Regions from separate parts of the Homo sapiens genome. Here all the other regions are linked to region 1. The links are chromatin loops, found by intact Hi-C in ENCODE. Cell type or tissue: heart right ventricle. All regions are shown on one strand. Each heading gives the region's core, and the rest is flanking DNA. Links, peaks and the distances in the headings are about the cores only. Region 1 overlaps COL5A1 (collagen type V alpha 1 chain). Region 2 has its middle 12 kb from the start of OLFM1. Region 3 has its middle 16 kb from the start of FCN2.

Region 1 (6,231 bases), core at 827-5,826:
CAGTGCACTCTGTGGCGTCCCATCAGCACTGAAGCACTGAAGTGACGGGTAAAGGGGGTGACAATTGAGGACGGGGAGCTGGATGAAAATGCCCCTGCAAAGAATCCCTAACGCCTGCTCTTGCCGGCACTGCAGTAACAGGCAGTGCTTTCTGAAGGGTAGGGGTGTTGCCGGGGGTGGCGGGGGAAGTCAGCGGCCCGCGCACCCCTGGGTTACTGGTGAACCTGGGACCCAAGTGAGGCTGCCGCGCGTCAGTGCCCCCTGCTGTCCGTTTGAGTCCCTGGTCTAGACGTTCCCCATCCCGGAAACCGCAGGGCAAAAGCCCTCAGATCCTTCAGCAGAGGGCACGGGTGGCTCCCAGAGAGGGGACCCTTGGCTGGGCTTTTCCTGTCATTATTCAGGGGCTACATCTTGATCCAAAAAGAGTGAAAGGACAGGATCTGGGGACTCAGCCGGTCGTAAACATTCAAGGCCCGGCTGGGGGCACACGCAAGGGAGGCAGCTTTCTGTGCAGTGAGAATCCAGCCCTTTCCAGCCAGCGCCAGCTCCCGGGGCTCCCAGGGCCTCAAGGCACTTGTTCACAGTGTTCACATAGTGCTGGAAGCTGAGCAGCGGCCACAAATAATGCAGAAGTCCACAAAGACGGTCCCTTGGCACTGCCCCACTCCTTCCCCAGACCATGTCGGGCTGCCTGCGTGGCCCTCGGGAACAGTGCGGGAGCTCTCCTGGCAAGAAGGCATCCCCTGCACAGCCCAATCAGTATCATCTCAGGCAGCCCTGTCTCTGGCTAGGGACAAACGTGACAAGATCAAGCGGCAAAGCTGGACTCTGTGAAGCCACCTTGGAAAGGATGAAAGGTCCTCAGGTGAGGGAGCCTCCCGGGGACCAACGGGATGGAATTCTGGGATGGGGACCCTGTGTTCGTAAGGCCCTCGTGTTCCGAAGCCCCGACGGGCTCCACGTAGAAAGCAGTGCTCTTGGAGAGGCCAAACTGCTCAGCTTTCCCGGATGAGGACTTAGGATTCCGCTGTGCGGATGCCCTTGGGAAGGAGCCGAGATGGCACAGGCTCAGGCCTCCTGGCCGGTCCTCCCACAAGGGCAGACACTAAGAACAGAAACCAGGGACCAGCACGCTCAACAAACTCCGTGGAACAAGAGCGTTCCTGCTGCCACATCATTTCTGATCCAGTTGTGGCCACTCAATGCGTCCCCTCGGGAATGGCTTTAAGGCCGGCAGATTTCACAAGAAAGGATCCAAGCGACATCTTCGACAGGTAGCAAATAAGGAGTCTCGGCACGTGGACCATCACGCCAGCACCCGCACTCCAGCCCCGCAGGCCGCCGTGGCCAGGGGAGAGCCCAGAGTCTGCCCAGCAAAGGGGACCAACATGCCTTACGGAAAGCAAGTATTGCATGGCTACACGGCATGGCAGGGCGAACCCACAACAGAGCGTGAGGCCACGGTGGGGAGGGTGGCACGGTGAGGCCGCCCCTGAGGCCTAAATCTGTGTCATAACTGGGCCTTGGATTTGGCTCTGAGCTTCCTTCCACCACAGTGAGAAGAGAAAGGTGGCCGGCCACGCAGCTCCATGTGGCTCAGGCTGTCGCCGCTGCAGGCTGCACCCAAGCTTCTGACTCTGGCAGGCATGCATGGGGGTGTAGTTTAGCTTTGTCTTCACCACAGTGATCTGCTTAGGCCTGACCTGCCCCCACGGACCATGGCCAATGGCACGGCCTCTCTCCCTCCCTGCCTGGCTCTGCTGCACACTGTGAGTTTCTGCAGCTTGGGCTGCCCAGGGATGAACATCTAACAACTAAGTGGACCCTCGTGCCAGCGGCCATGCAAGGCGGCCCACCTGGGAGTGGGGAGGGTGACAGGTGTCCACTGGCCCCTGCAGGCACGTGGGGGGCCGTGTGTTGTCTCTGGGGCCAAGGCCTTCTCCTTGTGCAGAGACACAAACCCTGGACCCACTCAGCTCTGCTAGGAGATGTGCCCCTGGGGACCCGAGGGCCTATCCTCAACTTACTCTTCTTCCGTCTGCAAACAGAGACACTTTCCACAGAGTGGCATCCATCCCCCTCAGTACTCAGAGGCGACATCCACCTCAGCTGGTTTCATGGAAGAAGCATTGTGGGAGGGCCCCGCTGGCTGGAATTCGGCTCCGGACTAAGCAGGGGGCCCCGTGGCTGCAAGGAGAGACTTACCTTCTCGCCCTTTGTGCCCTTCAGACCACGGATGCCATCGGCCCCCTGTGCGGGTGGGAAAAGAAAAAGGAGTGAATGGTTACAAGTCTCAGCCTTTCTAGAGCTGTCGCAGGCGTGTCAAGACAGGCTGAGCTCGCTGAAGCTGACAGATGAGGCCAGCGCCCTGCCCTCAACACACTTCCTCCCATATGTCCCCCTGTGGCCTCAGGAGGCCCAGCGTGTCCACAATTCCTGGGCTGACTCCACTGACTCCTGTTCTTCATGCAAAGACCCAAACCCATCCCCCACCTTCCAGCCCAAGCTCTGGACCCGCCCTTCCAAGGGCCCACACCCGGCAGCCAACACACCCCTCCTGCTTCCCATTATAGCATCATCTTCTAGAAACACCCCCACCTTTCAGAGGTTTGGGGAGGAAGCAGGAGGTGAGGTCTAAGGCAGACTTGATTAGGTCCCAGCTCCCCCTCCATGGCCTCTGACAATGCCCCAGACTCCTGCGTGCCTCAGTTTCCTCATTTGGGAAGTGGAGAGGACGACAACCCTTACCTCGTTACCACTGTTGGGAGGGAAATGCCTGCTAAGCTCTCAGAACAGCACCTAGCACCCAGCACACAGCAGGTGTCAATAAACAGAAGCCCAGTGCCATGTATTTCAACTCCGTGTTAACATGAAGAGATGATACTGTGATATTACTAATGAATGATGATAACATATTTATTGCAGTTGTCATGAGTTCAGGACACACCATCCCACCTCCCTGCTGAACAGGAGTTTCTGGGACGGGGCCCAGGACTATTTCTCTGACACTCTCACTGTGCCAAGCGCCTGGGGCAGTGGAGGTAAATCTGTGGGGTGGAATTACGCAGCCACACCCTTGCTGTTAATGTCTTTGACTTCAGCCCTCCCAGCAGGGTGACTTTTAGCTAGAGAGACTACCTCGGGCTACCTCAGGCCACCTGCCCGTGGGACTTGAGAGAGAGAGAGAAGCCACACTGCCCCCGGCACCGGGATTCCAGGCTGAGGCTGAAGCCGGGGCCACAGAGCACTGGAGGACGCAGGGCCTGCCGGCTGCCCTCTGGTGGTCAGAACTTCCCACATACTTGGCAGTTCTGGCCTTTCCCCAGGTCCTGGAGAGGGAGGGGCTCTGGGAAGGGATGGAGACACGGAGGAGCTCCTTTCTGCAGAGGTGGCTGGCCTTGGGCTGCGTGCCCTGGCTCTGCCAAGGAGCTGCGGATGTAACTGCAGAAACGCCTTCCACTCCAGTGCCAGCTGCAAGGCACTTCCAGCCACGCAGACAGGGCAGCGGCGTGGTTGCCCTGAACCATAATCACTGGAGGATTTGGAGCACCGGAGACAAGCAAGAGTTCTGCCACTACACCTGCAGGCACCATTGCTGAAGTCATGTCTGCTTCACACCTGGCCGCCACCACTAGTGGAGAGGCCTGGGACACCTCCCTCTACGCCCAGCACAGGGCGGAGGCAGCCGGGAGGGCAAGGTGGGCTCGGAGCAGCTCTGGTTCGTCTGGCCTGGCACTTGGCACACTAATGTGGGCCAGCATGGAGCGCCTTGGGGGGACAGGGCACAGCTCAGAAACAGCACTGGCCCAAGCAGGGAGGCCGACTCCAAACAAGCCTCTCCTACGCTAGTCTCTACCCCAGCCTGAGATGGGACATGGACCTCAAGATGGAGAGGAAGCGCCGGACAAACACAGCTTGCGTATTCCAGGGCTGAGTGGGAACGACCAGCCAAGCCGCGAGGAGGCTCAGAACAGCCTGCTGCAGGCCACTGCCCCCACTGAGCACAGCACGCGCTTGGCAGCACCTGTGGGCCCGGGCAGCCCAGGAAGGTGAGAAGTGACTCAGCTGGGCCAGCTGCTGAGAGGCGAGTGGTTTCTAAGCACTTGGTGGTGTTTTTTTCCTAGCAGATGCCTTCTTCCAAAGCAATCCTGGCTGGAAGCCCCCAGAGTTTTGAAAAGAGAACAGGTAGGGCCACGCTGGCTGACACAGAGCTGGGGGCCCCAGAAAACCACCTGCCGTCTCACCACGGCGTGGCATCGCCTCAGAGACAACAGCCCCAGAACCCCACCAAGAAGGGCTTTTTAGGAGATGAGCTACTTTCTTTTCTTAGGGCAGTTTTGAGTCCTCACCATACTTGCAAAATAGAAGAGCAACTTTGGATTCTGCTTATTTCCTCTGAAACGCACAGGAAAATCGCAGGTGTGGCTGAGAATACAATCAGGGTTGAGCCTGCTCAGCAGCGTCTGATCCTGAATGCAAGGTGATGTCCAGCTGCCCCTCCCTGCCCTGAGTCCTGGGGGACTGGGTTTGTGTGGCTGGCATTATTTCCCAGGAGCACTAAACTCCCTGGCACAGCACCCGGGGGCATTGGCACCAGCTCTCCTCCCTCTGGCTGGGCAGGCTGGGGGACGCTGCTGCTCCCTCCCTGCCCATGCCCTGCTGAGAGCAGGCAGGTAGGACCGCAGCCTCCTGAGACCCCTCTCGGTCCTACAGTTCTACCGTTTGAGGATCCCCATCGGAGGAATGGGACCAACTAGACAGAACCAGCCGCAGCCTCCTGAGACCCCTCCCGGTCCTACAGTTCTACCGTTTCAGGATCCCCGTAGGAGGAATGGGACCAACTAGACAGAACCAGCACTTCCCAGGGCTTCTTGGCCACGGGGCTGTTGACATTGGGGCTGCTGTGTCCGTGGTGGGGTGAGCAGCACCTCCCATTAGAGGGCACTCCCCAGTCATGCAGGAAGTGGCCCTGGCTGGGAAGGGCTGGATTGGGGCATCCGTGACTCGGCCGGCCAGCCGCCCCGGGAAGGAGCACTCAGGAGCTGCAGCACGGCTGGGACCAGATGTGCGCACAGCCCAGAGAGGGACAGGCTTTCGCCCAAGGCCTGGATGTGAACTCATATTTGGGGCCTCCTGGCAACCCCCTAGCAGCTGGGGGCTAAACGAGGGGTGGATTTGACTCTGCTGACAGTCAAGCTTAAACAGGTGCCCCTTCAGACGTGCAAGGCAGAGGGAAGCCTGGAGGTGGGCTAAAGGTCAGTGAACTCAAAGGAACACGAGCCTGCTGTGGCCTGAATGTCTGTGTCCACCAAAAACTCATATGGTGAACCCCAATACCTGAGGCAATGGAACTAGGAGGTGGGGCTGTGGGGAGGTGACTGACTGGGTCACAGGGTGGAGCCCCTGTGATTAGGATTATGCCTTTACCAGAGGCCCCAGGGTGCTCGTCCCCCCTCTTCTGCTATGTGTGGACACAGTGAGACGGGACCATCAAGGAACTAGACAGCAGCCTTCCGCAGACACTGCATCTGCTGGTGCTGTGATCTTGGAATTCCCAGCCTCCAGGACTGTGAGAAATAATTCCCTGTTGTTTACAAGCCACCCATTTTAGGGTCTTTTGGTTATAGCAGCCCCACTGGACTAAGAACCTTTTCCTGGGAAGAAGGTAGGGCTTTGGTGGAAAATAACGGGCCCCCTCTCACCAAGGACTATTCACCTCAAATGGCGGCAGCTCGGCCCACGCAATCCCACGCCCTGCCACCATCACTGCCACCCGGGCCAAACTCGTGAGGCGCCGACACCACTCACATTTCCAAATGCACAGGAGTATGAGAAACTTTTTCCCCGATGAAAATAATTTTAAACCTCGGTTTTCCTTCCACCCTCTGCTTCCAAGTCTAACTGGATTGCTCATGTCATGAATGAATTTTAATCAGATAGGCAAGATAAGAGCATTCTCCATAAACATTTTAAAGCAAACACCTTTTTAGCTCACAGAAGCAGCGTTATGCAATTAGCCATGTATGGGAGTTGGCAGAGGCTTCTGCTATGCGACAGGAATTTGTAAAATAAACATGCTATAGAACTCACATAATCAGCATTTCTACTAAATTATCACCCTTATAAAATTCGCTAGGCATTTTGCTGGTAGAAGCTGGCTTTAGGGAAAAACCTGACTCGCCTAAGGCTCCCAACCGTTGGGAGGTCTCTCTTCAATACCTCGTGAACTTG
Region 2 (6,231 bases), core at 689-5,688, 300 kb before region 1:
CATCCCTTGGAAGGAGCTAAAAGCAAGGATGTGGCTGTTGGAGCAATTTACCTACAGTGGAAGCGGGAGGCAGACACCAGGCAGCTCCAGCACCCTATCCTGAAGCCCAGACATGCTTCTTCACTCACTCACAAATATGAGCAGCATTGCTCAGGGAACCCGCAACGCATAACTTTGGAATCAAGAAAGTAAGATGCTTGGGGATGGATGTCCCCCAGTAGCTCTTGGAATCAGAGCAGGCTGGTCCTGCCCCCACACCCATTCCCGACCCCAGATGCCATCTTAGAGGTCAAAGATGAAAGTCACCTGGCATAACCCCAGTGGGGCCCACCCAGGTGGGGACTAGGGTAGCCAGGCTCTCGGGTGCTGGTGCTGAGCCAGCCACTCTCTGCCCCCTTCAGAGACTCAGAAACGTTGACGTGATTTCACCTGCTGAGGCTTTTTTCCAAAATCCCAACACATTAGGATAACTGGCCTCCAATGCAAGATTCCGAAAGCACAATTATCAGAAGCCAGCCTGGGGAAGGTGGAGCTGTACCATGAGGGTGGGAGGTGCCTCCTGGCTGAGTCAAGGGACACATTCCCCTGAGACAGCCTGTGGTTCAGCTTCAGAGAGAGGAACATGCCAGGCCAGCAAAGAAAACAGCAGCATTTCCCTTCCTGACCCGCGGAGGCTGTGGGCTGGCGGAGCTGACCAGGGTCCTGAAGGTGGCTGGCTGGGCCCTGACTCTAAGGTGTGAGGATGCAGGGGTGTGACCAGGGGCTGGCTGGGGTTCGGATGTCCAGCACCCTTCGTGTGGATGGACAAATACTTTCACCACTGAGACAAGGCTTCTAATTGAAGTTGAACCAAAAGTTTCTCCCCAGAACAGGGAATCTTTAAAAAGACACAAAGAGGAGAACTTAGGGAGGAAAAGCATCTTTTGGCCTGGGCATGGAGGCTTCAGGGTGCCATTAAGGCTTGGAGGGCCCTTGGGTGCGGCCATGTCCAGGACCACCCAGAATCAGCCATCTCTTTGCCAAGGTGTCTCAATAAGACACAGGCATAGCCCTTTGTGGGGCAGCTTGCCACTAATCAGGACCTGGTTGGCTCTTCTCTGCAGGTATCTGCTCCCCTGTGTGTGCATGTGTGTGTGTGTGTGTGCACATGAATGAATGCATCTGTCCAGCAACAGTGCACAACCACCACCCTCCACCAGGCCTTCCTGGGGCCAAGAAAACCTCTCCTAGAGGCCATGCAGAACCTCTCCAGGAGGGACTGGCTGATCGTCTGGGCAGCACCAGGAGAAGGGCTCTGAGGGTAAGCGGGACGACATAACCCCACTGCTGGATTGGGATTTGGACTGCACATCCTGGGCAGAGCCAGGGAGCCAGCGTGGGCTTCCAGGCAAAACAAGGGAAGCTCGTTCAGTGTCTTCTCTCCTGTGGTCTTCCTCTCGCTCTCTGGCCCTCCCATCTTCTCTGCTTTGTTTTCTCTTTTATTCTGAGGGAGATGGAGGAAGGGAGGAAGGAAAGAAGGGTCAGGGGCAGCTGGGGCTTGGGGCCAAGGTACTGGCTGCCCATCACTTCCTGGACTTGCAACTCCAAAGGGCCAGAGTCTCCCAGTTCAGAGCGTGGCACAGTGGCATCATTGAAAGGGCATTTTAATGTCACTCCCAAGCAGCCCGGCTCCCTCGGCTGGCAGGCTCTTCCGAGCACCATAGTGCCAAAGCAACCCTCCCAGTTCGGCGCTCACAGACAGCCCTTCTCCTCCCCCAAGACCTGCCAGCTCCAATATGCATCTTTAAAATGGAGAATACCAAGCAGAGACCTTTCTCTATTGATACATTGTTCAGGGTACGACAAGCCCGTTTGAAATGCCCACGATCCCCACACCAGCACGCCACAGGGCTCCTCACTCACCTCCTGCCGGGCATGTGGCCACAGCCCCCCAAGCCCTGCATATTAAGCCAGCAATGCACACAGCTGGCCGGCACGCTGGCTGCCCTTCCAGGTCTCAGCGGCACAATCCCCACCGCCTGTTTCTGGAGCCCCCAAGGGCAGCGTTATGCCCAAAGGGAGGATGAGCCACTCAGGGGTGTGTGTTGGGGGTAGGACTAAGGTCCCGCCACCTCTGAAAATGCCTGGGGTCTTGGCTATCCGGCTCTCACTCTTCCCCCTCCAGATGACAATAGCAGCCAAAGACCCCCTCGTGCTGCCCTTTGAACTTCTCAGCAGGGAGTCGGGGGCAGCGGAGTCCTAGGAAAAAGGGGGCAGCTGTCAGCTCTGCTGAGCCGGGGCTGGAGGAGCGCCGTCTCCGGTCAGCCTGCACCCCTCCCTCCCACCCAGGTCCAGCCTAGCGCCCTGGCCCCCTCCCCAACCCCGGCACTTCGGGCGCCCAGGCCGGGGGCGCGGGGCGGCGCGGAGCCAGAGCCGTTCCCGGACTTTGTGGGGCTCCCGAGGGGCCGGGCCGGGCGCCTGGCAGGGAGGAAAATGGCGTTGGATGCACGTACTTGAGTGAGTTCAGTGCCCATCAGGATGAGGAAGAGGAGGCTGAGGAGCTTCCGGGCCGGGTGCATGTCTCGCTGCCACCTCCAACGACCTGGCATGCAGGGCCCTGGGTGCTGGCCGGCCGGCGGCTGCGTGGACGCGGACGCGCTCCGGCTCTGGCCCCGGCTCCGCTGGCTCCGGCGGCGGCGCCTGGCTCGTGTCCCCACGCCTGGATTCAGCACCCGGAGCGGGCGGCGCGCGGGCTCTGCTGCGCGAAGCCTCCGCTCTGCATATTTATCGCGTCCCGGTTCCGGCGCGTCTGCCTCCGGGCAGGGCTGGGCAGGGCTGGGCTGGGCGGGAGCTGCGCCCTCCTCTCTCCTCGCCTCCTAATGGCTCCCCCGCGCGCCTGGCATTGGCGGAGAGAGGCGCGCCCTGCGGAGCACGAACGCGCGCTGGGCTGCGGTGGGTGCCAAAAGTTTGCTCGGAAGGGGCGGGGGCGGGGGTGGCGCAGAGGGACCCGCGCGCCTCGCTCTCTCCCGGGGAGGAGGGCGGCGGCCGGCGGGGAAGCAGGCTGGGACAGGATGTGACATCAAAAAGGCGGGGGAAATTGAACTGGGATAGAGAACTCCATCCTGGCCGGCCTGAGCCCTCGCGGGCTCCAGGTCCCGGGAATGGGGACAGAGGGGTTGCCCGCGCTGGGGACCTGGGCCCCTGGACAGGGAGTGGGCCGAAGATTGGGGGGGGGGAATGACAGCTGGGAGTGGGAGGGATGGGATGTTAAGTCTTGATGTCTATGGAGTGACAGGAGATAAAAGCTGAATGGGTCCTTAAAATTCACCCTTCAATGAGGTAAACTGAGGCTGGGTCAGGAAGGATGTTTCCAGGAGGAGGGGTCAGGGAGGAAGCCAGGGTTAGAACCCTGGTCACCTGGCACGCAGCCCTGATGAGTGGGGAGGTCAGCAAAGGGGTGGAAGCAGGAACAAGCATTGGGTGCTGGGCTCCTGTCCCCAGACAGGGCATGTGGACGAGAGTCTGTCTGTGTGCTCCTGGGGGTGGATACGACGTGCCTGTAAGGGGCCCTGTCATCGTGTGTTAGGTTGTGACACAGCTCTGCCCTCCCCAGGTGCCTTTTCTGAACCAGGAACCTAAGAGAGGAGCTCTCCCACCAGGGCCGGGGACTTCCAGAACCCCCTTGGCTCTGCCCGTCCTGGTGCCCTCCTTCCCTGGCCCTGGTGGGAGAGCTCCTCTTAGGTTCCTGGTTCAGAAAAGGCACCTGGGGAGGGCAGAGCTGTGTCACAACCTAACACACGATGACAGGGCCTCTTATAGGCACGTGCCAGGACCACAGGGCCCCTTACAGGCAGGTGCGTATCCACCCCCAGGACTCCCTTGGCTCCGCCCTTCCTGGTGCCCTCCTCCCCTTTCCTCCCTCTCTATGTCCCCTCTCCCTCCACCCTCCTTTAATGTGTACTCAGACCCGTTGACTAAAGGAGCTGTCTTGGGGCCCACGTTTTCCATTTAAATTCCTGATTTTGTGGAAGAGTCCCAAGCACCTGTATTTTCTGAGAAGCTAAGGTTGCAGTAGGTATCTAGAAGCCTCTCTCTGTTCTCTATTGTTTAGTCTTTAGTCTATGGAAAATAAACTCCCTAAAGAGAATCTCTGACAAGAAGAGACTCCAGACTCAATAATTGCAGAGAGCAGCACTGCCCAGGATGATGTGGCCCGGCCCCCTGTGTCACAGATGAGGCCGCTGGAGTTCAGGGGAGTCACGTACCGGGGTCACCCAGGGATATCCAGAACAAGGACAATGCCACCTCCTGCCCCTGTCACCATGCTGCTGGCATCTGGGAGGCATCCCCTGGGCATTGGGTGCAGGAGCTGGGCACATGTGCTGAAGAAGAGAAGATGGGAAGGGGCCCTCCGACACGGCCGTTGCACCCTGAGGGCCTTTGCTGTGGGGACTCTGTTCTCTGAGTGCTGGGGACAGAGCTCCCTCCAGGGAAGCCAGAGGGCCCGCCTGTTGGTCTGGGTGGGCTTCCCAGCCTCAGACGAGTTTAAGCAGTGGCATTCCTGGTGATATGCCACGGCCCCTGAGGCAGGGTGGCCCCCAAGACTCTGTGAGGAGATGGTGCTGGGAAGAAATTGGGGGGGGGGTGCAGCTGTGGAGGCTTCTTTTCTCTCTGCCCCCCTCATGTTACTACCCCCAGTGTCTTTGTTGTCCTAGAATGGAGGAAAGCTGTTTGTAAGCCCCTTGGGGATCGTTGAGAGAGGCAGCCAGGGGCCGGAGTGGACCCTGTGTTTGGAGCTGAAGGGATCTCCGGGTAGTGGCTGTCTGAGCCTCAGTCCCCACATCTGTCGAATGGGAATGAATGGTCCATATACTGCAGGTCTCGGGGCTACTGAGGAGATCCAGTGCAGGAATAAACACACTCTATATGCTTAAGAACTCTACGTGCATGGGGCACGCGCAGCACCCCAGGCCTCGACCCAAGTTTCTCCTTCAGCCTTCACATTGATGCTCCAAGTGGCCGCTAATAAATGTCTGGGCTCTGGGAGACCTGTGACATGGCCATAGAGCTGGAGTGCGACCCCCGTCTTTGGGGTTTTGTTCCTGTGGGCTGGGGAGGAAGGCTGCATTGATTTCCTTGAGTGGACTGAGGCCTCAGATCCAATTTTAGCAAGGATGGTTTTTATTTTTAAAGTTACACACCAGGTGACCCAGCAATTCCACTTCTGAGTACACACCCAAGGGAAGAGAAAGCAGGGACTGGAGCGGATATGTACACGCCTACGTTCATGGCAGCATTATTCATAACAGCCAAAAAGTGGGAACAGACAGGGCGTGGTGTCTCACGCTTGTAATCCCAGCACTTTGGGAGGCCGAGGCGGGTGGATCACCTGAGGTCAGTACTTTGAGACCAGCCAGGCCAACATGGTGAAACCCAGTATCTACTAAAAATACGAAAATTAGCCAGGTGTGGTGATGGGCACCTGTAGTCCCGCCTAGTCAGGAGGCTGAGGCAGGAGAATCGCTTGAACCAGGGAGGCGGAGGTTGCAGTGAGCCGAGATCACGCCATTGCACTCCAGCCTGGGGGACAGAACGAGACACCATCTTAATAAAACAAATAAGCAAACAAACAAAAAAGTGGGAACAACCCCTGTGTCCATCAACAGATGCATCAACAGACAGATGTGCTCCATCCAATGAACTGTTACCAGCGATGAAGAGAAGGGAAATTCCAACACATGCTACAACACAGATGAAGCTTGAAGACATTATCCTCAGCAAAATAAGCCGGTCACTGACGGACAAGTACTGCAGGATTCTGCTTTTATGGGGTCCCTAGAGTAGTCACATTCACAGAGCTGGGAAGTAGATTAGTGGTTACCAGGGGCTAAGGGGAAGGAGGTTGGGACATGATTGGTGAGTGGGTACAAGTTTAAGCCTGGAATAATGACAAAGTTTTGGAAGTCGACAGTGGTGACGGTGGCACAATATGGTGAATGTCATCAGTGCCACAAACTTGTGCACTTCATGGGTAAAATGGTAAATTTTATGTTATGCATATGTAACCACAGTTTTAAAAATATAGTAATATAATATACCAAAACCATTGAATTGTACACCTTAAGTGAGTGAATTGTATGGTATGTAAAACATATATATATATATATTTTTTTTTTTTTTTTTTTTTTTGAGACGGAGTCTCGCTCTGTCGCCCAGGCTGGAGTGCAGTGGATCGATCTCAGCTCACTGCAA
Region 3 (6,231 bases), core at 650-5,649, 120 kb before region 1:
TAGGGGAGGAGATGGGTCACCTCCAGCGTTTGACTGGAATAGAGCAATTATTGTCTAAAGTTTTCTGTCTTGCTGGACTGTCTTCTTCCTGAGCCTTTGGATAGAGAGAGCAGGTTTTTACTGGCCTTCTTTTTTTTTTTTTTTTTATCTGTGCCTTTTGGTATTTTCAGGTTATCAGCTTCTTCAGGTCAGGGATATCTGTTACATTTATTGAGTGGAATAGGGTAAAAGTATGTCTACTCCATATTACCAAAACCAGAAGTCTCTATTTTTCCCAATGCGTTTTCTCTCCATTGTTCAAAATGGAAGACTTTTATTGACCTGTCTTCAAGTTCACTGGCTCTTCCGTTATCTCCATTCTTGTATTGATTCTATCTAGGGAAATGCTATTTCTATTGTTACATTTTTCAGTTCTAAAGTTTTCATGTGATTTATTTTGTAGCTTCTAGTTCTTTGATGAGACTGTCTAGCTTTCCATTAACTTCAGGAGTGTTAGCACTTACTCCTTACAGCATGATTATAATAGCTGCCTTAAAGTCTTCAATACTTCTAGCACTTGGTCATATCAGGATTAGTGAATGTCGATTGCCTTTTTCCTTCAGAATTGTCTATGTTTTCCTGGTTCTTTACATCCCTTGTGCAATTTTGGATGTAGCCAGGACATTTTGAATATTATGTTATGAGATTCTTTAAACATCTTCTGGGAAAATGTTGACTTTGTTGTTGTTTCAGCAGGCAGTGCACCTAATTAAGTTTAGATTGCAACTTCTGTTTCGCTTTCCCTGTGTAGGTTATTTACACAAATGTTGTGTTCTCTCTCCAATCTGTCTTTGTTACTTTTCAAATCATCAGGTATTTGTGTTTTGTTCAATGTCTGACGTGCTGCAGTGGGCTCACTCCATTGTGGGAAGCATCATTCAAAAATGCAACTCAACCCCAAAGATTTTCTGCTCTAATTCCCAGTGCTATAAATACAGGCTATCATGCCAGTGATCATGTTATGTTACATTACAAAAGCGATTTTGAGATGCTATTAAGATGGCTAATTAGCTGACATTGAGTTAATTAAAAAAGGGATTATCAGGGTGGGCCTAATCTAATCATGACAGTCCTTTAAATGCAGAGAGTTTTCTCTGGCAGGTAGCAAAAGAGGAGTCAGACAGATTTGCAGCATGAGGGTGATTTGACACACTTTTGCAAGCTTTGAAGATGGAGGTTCATTTAGAAAGAACCTGAGAGTGGCCTCCAATAGCTGACAGCAGCTCCCAGCTGACAGCCAGCAAGAAAATGGGAACCTTACTCCTAAAACCACACGGAACTGGATTCTGACAACAACCTGAATGGCCCTGGAAGCTGCTTCTCCCCCAAATCTCCAGCTGAGCATAAGGCTTGGCTTACACCTTGACTTCAGCTTTGTGAGACTCTAACCAGAGGACCTTGCTTGCTGAGCCCACTCAGACCCCTGATCCATAGAACTGTGAGTTAATAAATGGGTGCCGTTTGTGGTAATTTGCTGTGCATGAGTAGAATACTAACACAGCCACCTTGACTGCTATAGAAATTATGAACTTTGTTTTTTAAGTGTTGATGTAGATCACTTGAAACCTAGCAATACTTTGTCTTCCTCCAACACAGGTTTCATTTGCTTCTCCAGGCATGTTCTGGAAGTTAATAACCAGTGCCATTGCCAGAGATGGTCTGTGCACCCATATGACTTAAAATCAGTTTGCAATTTTGGGGGAGAGCTGGTTTACTTGCAGGTGATCCTTACCTCTGGGATGCACATGTACATAGTTGTCAGGCTAAAGTGCAGGTTCCTTAACCTGAAACTCCATTCTTGGCAGGCTCTAAACATGTACCCTGGTCCCCTTCAGCCTGCTGAGTTGACAAAACTCCCACACAGACTTGAAAGCTTCTCTCTGATTGGTGAATGACCCCAGACAAAGATACTCACAGATACTCCACTCTGAGTTTCTATTTCTGCCGAATCTTATTCTGGTAATTCCTCATTACTCTGATCATCTTTAGTGCTTAAGAAGAGTATCTCTGAAATTTGCCCAGCTTTTTTGATTTCAGAAGGAAGTTTGGCCTTGTTTTCTAACCCATTATTACTGGAAGTAGAAGTCGGCACTTCCAGTTCTATGATCTAATTTTACACTTAGGTTTCCAGGTCACTAGAGCTTGCACATTGAGCATTTTTTTAAATGGCCATTTAATACTCACTGGAGGAAATGGACATCCTCTTATTGTTGAACACTTATAATCTATCCAGTGTTTCCTCTTATCGTTGAATACTGATATCCTAGCCAGTAATTAACACGTTTATGTACACGCTTTTTTCTCTTACGTTGCATTTTTTTTCCAAGAGTAAGTTCTCTGGTAAGCTTATTGATTCAAAGGGTACAAGCTTTTCTTTAAGTTCACGTAGTGTCATAAGTGACACTTATGAAACAGATTCAAGTCATAATACCACATCCCCATAAAACAATCTATCTAAGGCATGTAAATATTCACTGTAATTAATTTGATCCTTATTGCATGTTTTAAAAACATTTCAACTTGCTTTTGATTTGGATCTCTCTCACCTTTATTCTGAGGGATGGGTGGGGGGCCTGGGGACACATGGCCCACAGAAGGCTGGAGATGGAGTGGGAGGCAGGCTGACTTGTCATCTCTGTTTGATGTGCTGCTGTGTGACTTCCTACCACAGCTCATCAGCGGAGAAGAGGGAGGGCTCTAGGCATCACCCACTGAGATTTTGGTTCTAAAAGTCTGGGATGGGGCCCCTGAATCTGTATTTTTCAGAGCCTCCCCAGGTGGCTCCGACGGACAGTTAGGTTGAGGAACCACTAGCGTGCTAGTTTCAGAGAGCCGAGTAGAAGGTTTTAGTGCAAGCGAACAAAACCCGGAGATCTTCTGGCTCATCAGAGCAAACTCATATTAAAGAAGACAGCAATCCTGGAAGGGAAAAGAGAGATAAACGAATTAACGCAAATGGGTTTCAATTAGAATCCAGGCTCGCACAGCCCAGAGAAACAGGAGCTGGGAAGCCAGGTAGGTATCAGCCGAGCCAAGCATTCATCAGAGCCAAGCATGCTGGATACGTGATGGCCGCTCCAGGTTTTGTTTTTGTTTTTGGATGTGCGTTCTGTCCTTGACTCACATGTCTTGGCCATCAGCCCAGTAGAGGCCCTTCCCGACGGTACGGGGTAAACAACCTTGGACTTCCCGCCATACAGGTCACTTGGCCCACTTTGAAGATTAGCTTTTATGGAGAAGCAGAACTGCATTTGACAAGAGGAAGACCTTCCAATGTCAGTCACCACCATCCCAGGCCACACTGATCTGGTGGCTGCTCATGCCAGTAGTGAGCTTCTTGTGCCTGTGGGTCTGCTGGGAGCTACAGAGGCACTGACTTGAGTTCTGGGTGGTAAGATCACCCAGAGCAGCTGCCCCTTAATTTCCAGTTCTCAGATTTGATGATTCATGTTTCAACCCCAATGAAATTGTAGAACACCCATGCCGTCATGGAAGGCACAGGGCTCTGGGAGGGCCCGTTTGCTACCTTGGGACAGATGGACATATCCAGATTGTCCTTGGCTCTGCTGGCTTCCCGACTGGGACTTCTGCCACATCTTGGGGTGGGCGGGTGGGCTTCCAGCCTCCTGTAAAGCTGCAGGAATCAGATAACTGGCTGCCCCCCACCCATATGGCCTCTGGCTGATGAGTCACAGTGGCAATGAAAACCAAACTGAGTAGCTCAAGTGCAGCTAAAGAAATCAGTAGGAGGCCAACTTGGCACAAAGCCCAGAGTAAGTTTTTGAACCAGGAGGAGAATGCAGGTTTCTCCTCTCCTCGCCTGGGCCACCTCTTTGTAAAGATAAGAAACAGCAGCTATTTTAACAGGCAATCTTAATATCTCAGGGCTGATACACAATGCAAGTTTGTTTCTTGCCCAGGTCATAGTCCAGGGCAGGACATGGTGACAAGAATCACTCCTGCAGTGATTTAAAAAACCAGATTTCTTCTGGGCATCTTCTTTCCTGAGATAGAAATTTGGCTCATATTTCATTCAGATTTGATGCACTTCTTTGCCAATTTATCCCCATGCCTCCCTGTATCTCTCATCTTAAGGAAGTCTTTCTTAAAGTTTTCAGGCTTGGGCAGGAAGGATCTTTACTACAATTTTGAGTCACTCTGTTCAAAACAACGTATTCCATTGATCCTTCTTACCCTAGTGCTTTTAAAACCTCATCTCGTACTGTTTGGAGTCTAACAATGTTCAGGCATTTTCCAACTCTGCGAGATTTCCAATTCCTAGTCTCTTTAATCCATTTTTTTTCCTGCTTGCTAATTTCTTTTCTAAACTCTTCTTTCTCTTGTAACACCTAGTCAGACAGCCAATAAAAATAAACACACACTGAAAGTTCTGTTTTTCAAGTCGATCCCCTGGGGCTGGAAGAGACGTTCCAAGGAACTGCCTTCCAAGTTATTGAAGACAACATGTTCATCAAACAAAACTCTGCAGCCCTCCACCCACCATGTGGCTGCTAGGCCAGTGCCTTGGATTTTAGGTGTCTGTTGCCACGCTCTTGCACTTCTGGTACCAATCTCTGCATGAGTCAGTGTAAGCACAAATAGCTGCTATAACAAACAACCCCTCAGGATCACAGTGTCATCATTTCCCCTTGTGCTGCAATGCAGGGCCCATGCAGTGCAATGCAGGTTTACAGAGGGCTTTGGGGTTCCTCACCAGGACATGGGACAGAAGGTTTGGGGGGCCAGTTTAGAAAGGGGTCTGCATAATCTCTGTGAACATCCCATTGACTAAATCTCCATCATATAGTCTCATCTAACTGCAAGAGAGGTTTAGAAAAGCAGCCTTCTTGTACCCTCAGGAGGGGGAAAAACAGGCTTAGTGAACATATAACACTATGTCTGTCTCAATGCCACAAGGCATGCCTTTTATAAACAATAATGAGAAATTCTCCTGGAGTGATGGGAGCACGTACGGTAACGATGCAGCCATCTTCCCCAAGGGTTTGCCATTTGTGTATGGATTGGAATGTGAATTGTCTGTATTTGCACTTAAATCTGGACATCCACCTGATGCAGGGTAGGTGAGCCCCAAATTGGGGCTTAGCCCAGGAGGGTTCTTGGCTTCACCCAGGAAAGAATTTAAGGGTGAGCTGGTGGCATCAAACAGCAACTTCTATTGAAGCGGCCATGTACAGCAGTAGCCAAGTTACCCTCCTTGCAGAGCAGGGCTCCCCATAGGCAGTGTGCCCAGAGCAGCAGCTCAGAGGCAGTTCTGCAGACATACTTATACCCACTTTTAACTAAATGCAAATTAAAGGTGGTTTATACAGAAATTTCTAGGAAAAGAGTGGTGACTTCTGGGTCATCAAGTCATTGCCATGGAAAGGGGTGGTAACTTCTGGGTGTTGCCGTGGGCAATGGTAAACTGACATGGCACATGGGTGGGTGTGTCTTATTGAAAGCTGCTTTCACCTTGGCCCTGTTTCAGCTAGTCCTCATCTGATCCAGTGTCCAATCCCTGCCTCCAGAGTCACGTCCCGCCTCCTAACTCTCTCTCAGGTCAGACAGGCAGTGAGAGAGTAACTGGGGAGTTCTGGCTCCTATAAGGATTCAGGAGAACTTCAGGCTGAGCCTGGAAGAAAGAAACAGGACAGGACTCACTGGAGCCACTGCTTTGAGTCTTCCATTTAGGCCGTTTGTCTGATGCTATTGGAAAAGGCCTCGTTCTCCTGGTGAGAGGGCAGGCTCCTTCAGAGCAGGAATTCACTGCCTTGTACTCCAGAGAGGGCTGTGCACCCAGCAGATGTTCCATGGGGGTAGTGGGAGAAGGGCTTGGCTTAGTCTTTCTTCACTAAGTGATTAGTGTCATTCTAGTGAAGAAAAGAGAAGGTGAAGGTCAGTGGGGCAGGTGTCCTGAACTCTGTGTCTTCCTGACTTTGAGGATAGGGCATGCAGTGTTTTGGGGATTTTTTTTTTTTTTTTTTTTGAGATGGAGTCTTGCTCTGTCACCCAGGCTGGAGTGCAGTGGTGCGATCTCGGCTCACTGCAAGCTCCACCTCCCAGGTTCACGCCATTCTTCTGCCTCAGCCTCCCAAGTAGCTGGGACTACAGGCACCCGCCACCACACCCAGCTAATTTTTGTGTGTATTTTTTTAGTAGAGACGGGGTTTCACCGTGTTAGCCAGGATGGTC

Evidence for each region. Peaks named below come from ENCODE experiments on the same cell type or tissue, not always from the same donor. Only the 100,000 strongest peaks of a DNase experiment are listed, where the experiment ranks them.
Region 2: it touches region 1 in a loop (3-fold over the local background); 20 of 110 quality-filtered maps call a loop at or near these places.
Region 3: a loop joins it to region 1, with 2.1 times the contacts of the local background. A loop is called at or near these places in 10 of 110 quality-filtered maps.

The regions. Positions count from the first base shown.
Region 1 is chr9:134,776,121-134,782,351 of GRCh38, reverse strand. It overlaps COL5A1 (collagen type V alpha 1 chain), which reads right to left. Exons shown (of 66, transcript NM_000093.5): 28 at 2,206-2,250. Among named protein-coding and RNA genes, the nearest start is that of MIR3689C, 70 kb to the left of the region's middle. RefSeq lists enhancers at 3,696-3,955, 3,510-4,119 and a silencer at 4,632-4,777. In heart right ventricle, for the core only: a CTCF peak has its summit at 3,285 (motif pointing left); a DNase peak (open chromatin) is centred at 3,291.
Region 2 is chr9:135,072,064-135,078,294 of GRCh38, reverse strand. It overlaps a transcript of OLFM1 not described here. Among named protein-coding and RNA genes, the nearest start is that of OLFM1, 12 kb to the left of the region's middle. In heart right ventricle, for the core only: no CTCF peak of the experiment used is centred there; a DNase peak (open chromatin) is centred at 2,954; H3K4me3 peaks cover 1,645 bases; H3K27me3 peaks cover 2,532 bases.
Region 3 is chr9:134,893,614-134,899,844 of GRCh38, reverse strand. No RefSeq gene overlaps it. Among named protein-coding and RNA genes, the nearest start is that of FCN2, 16 kb to the right of the region's middle. In heart right ventricle, for the core only: no CTCF peak of the experiment used is centred there; DNase peaks (open chromatin) are centred at 3,174, 3,624 and 4,494; H3K27ac peaks cover 4,070 bases.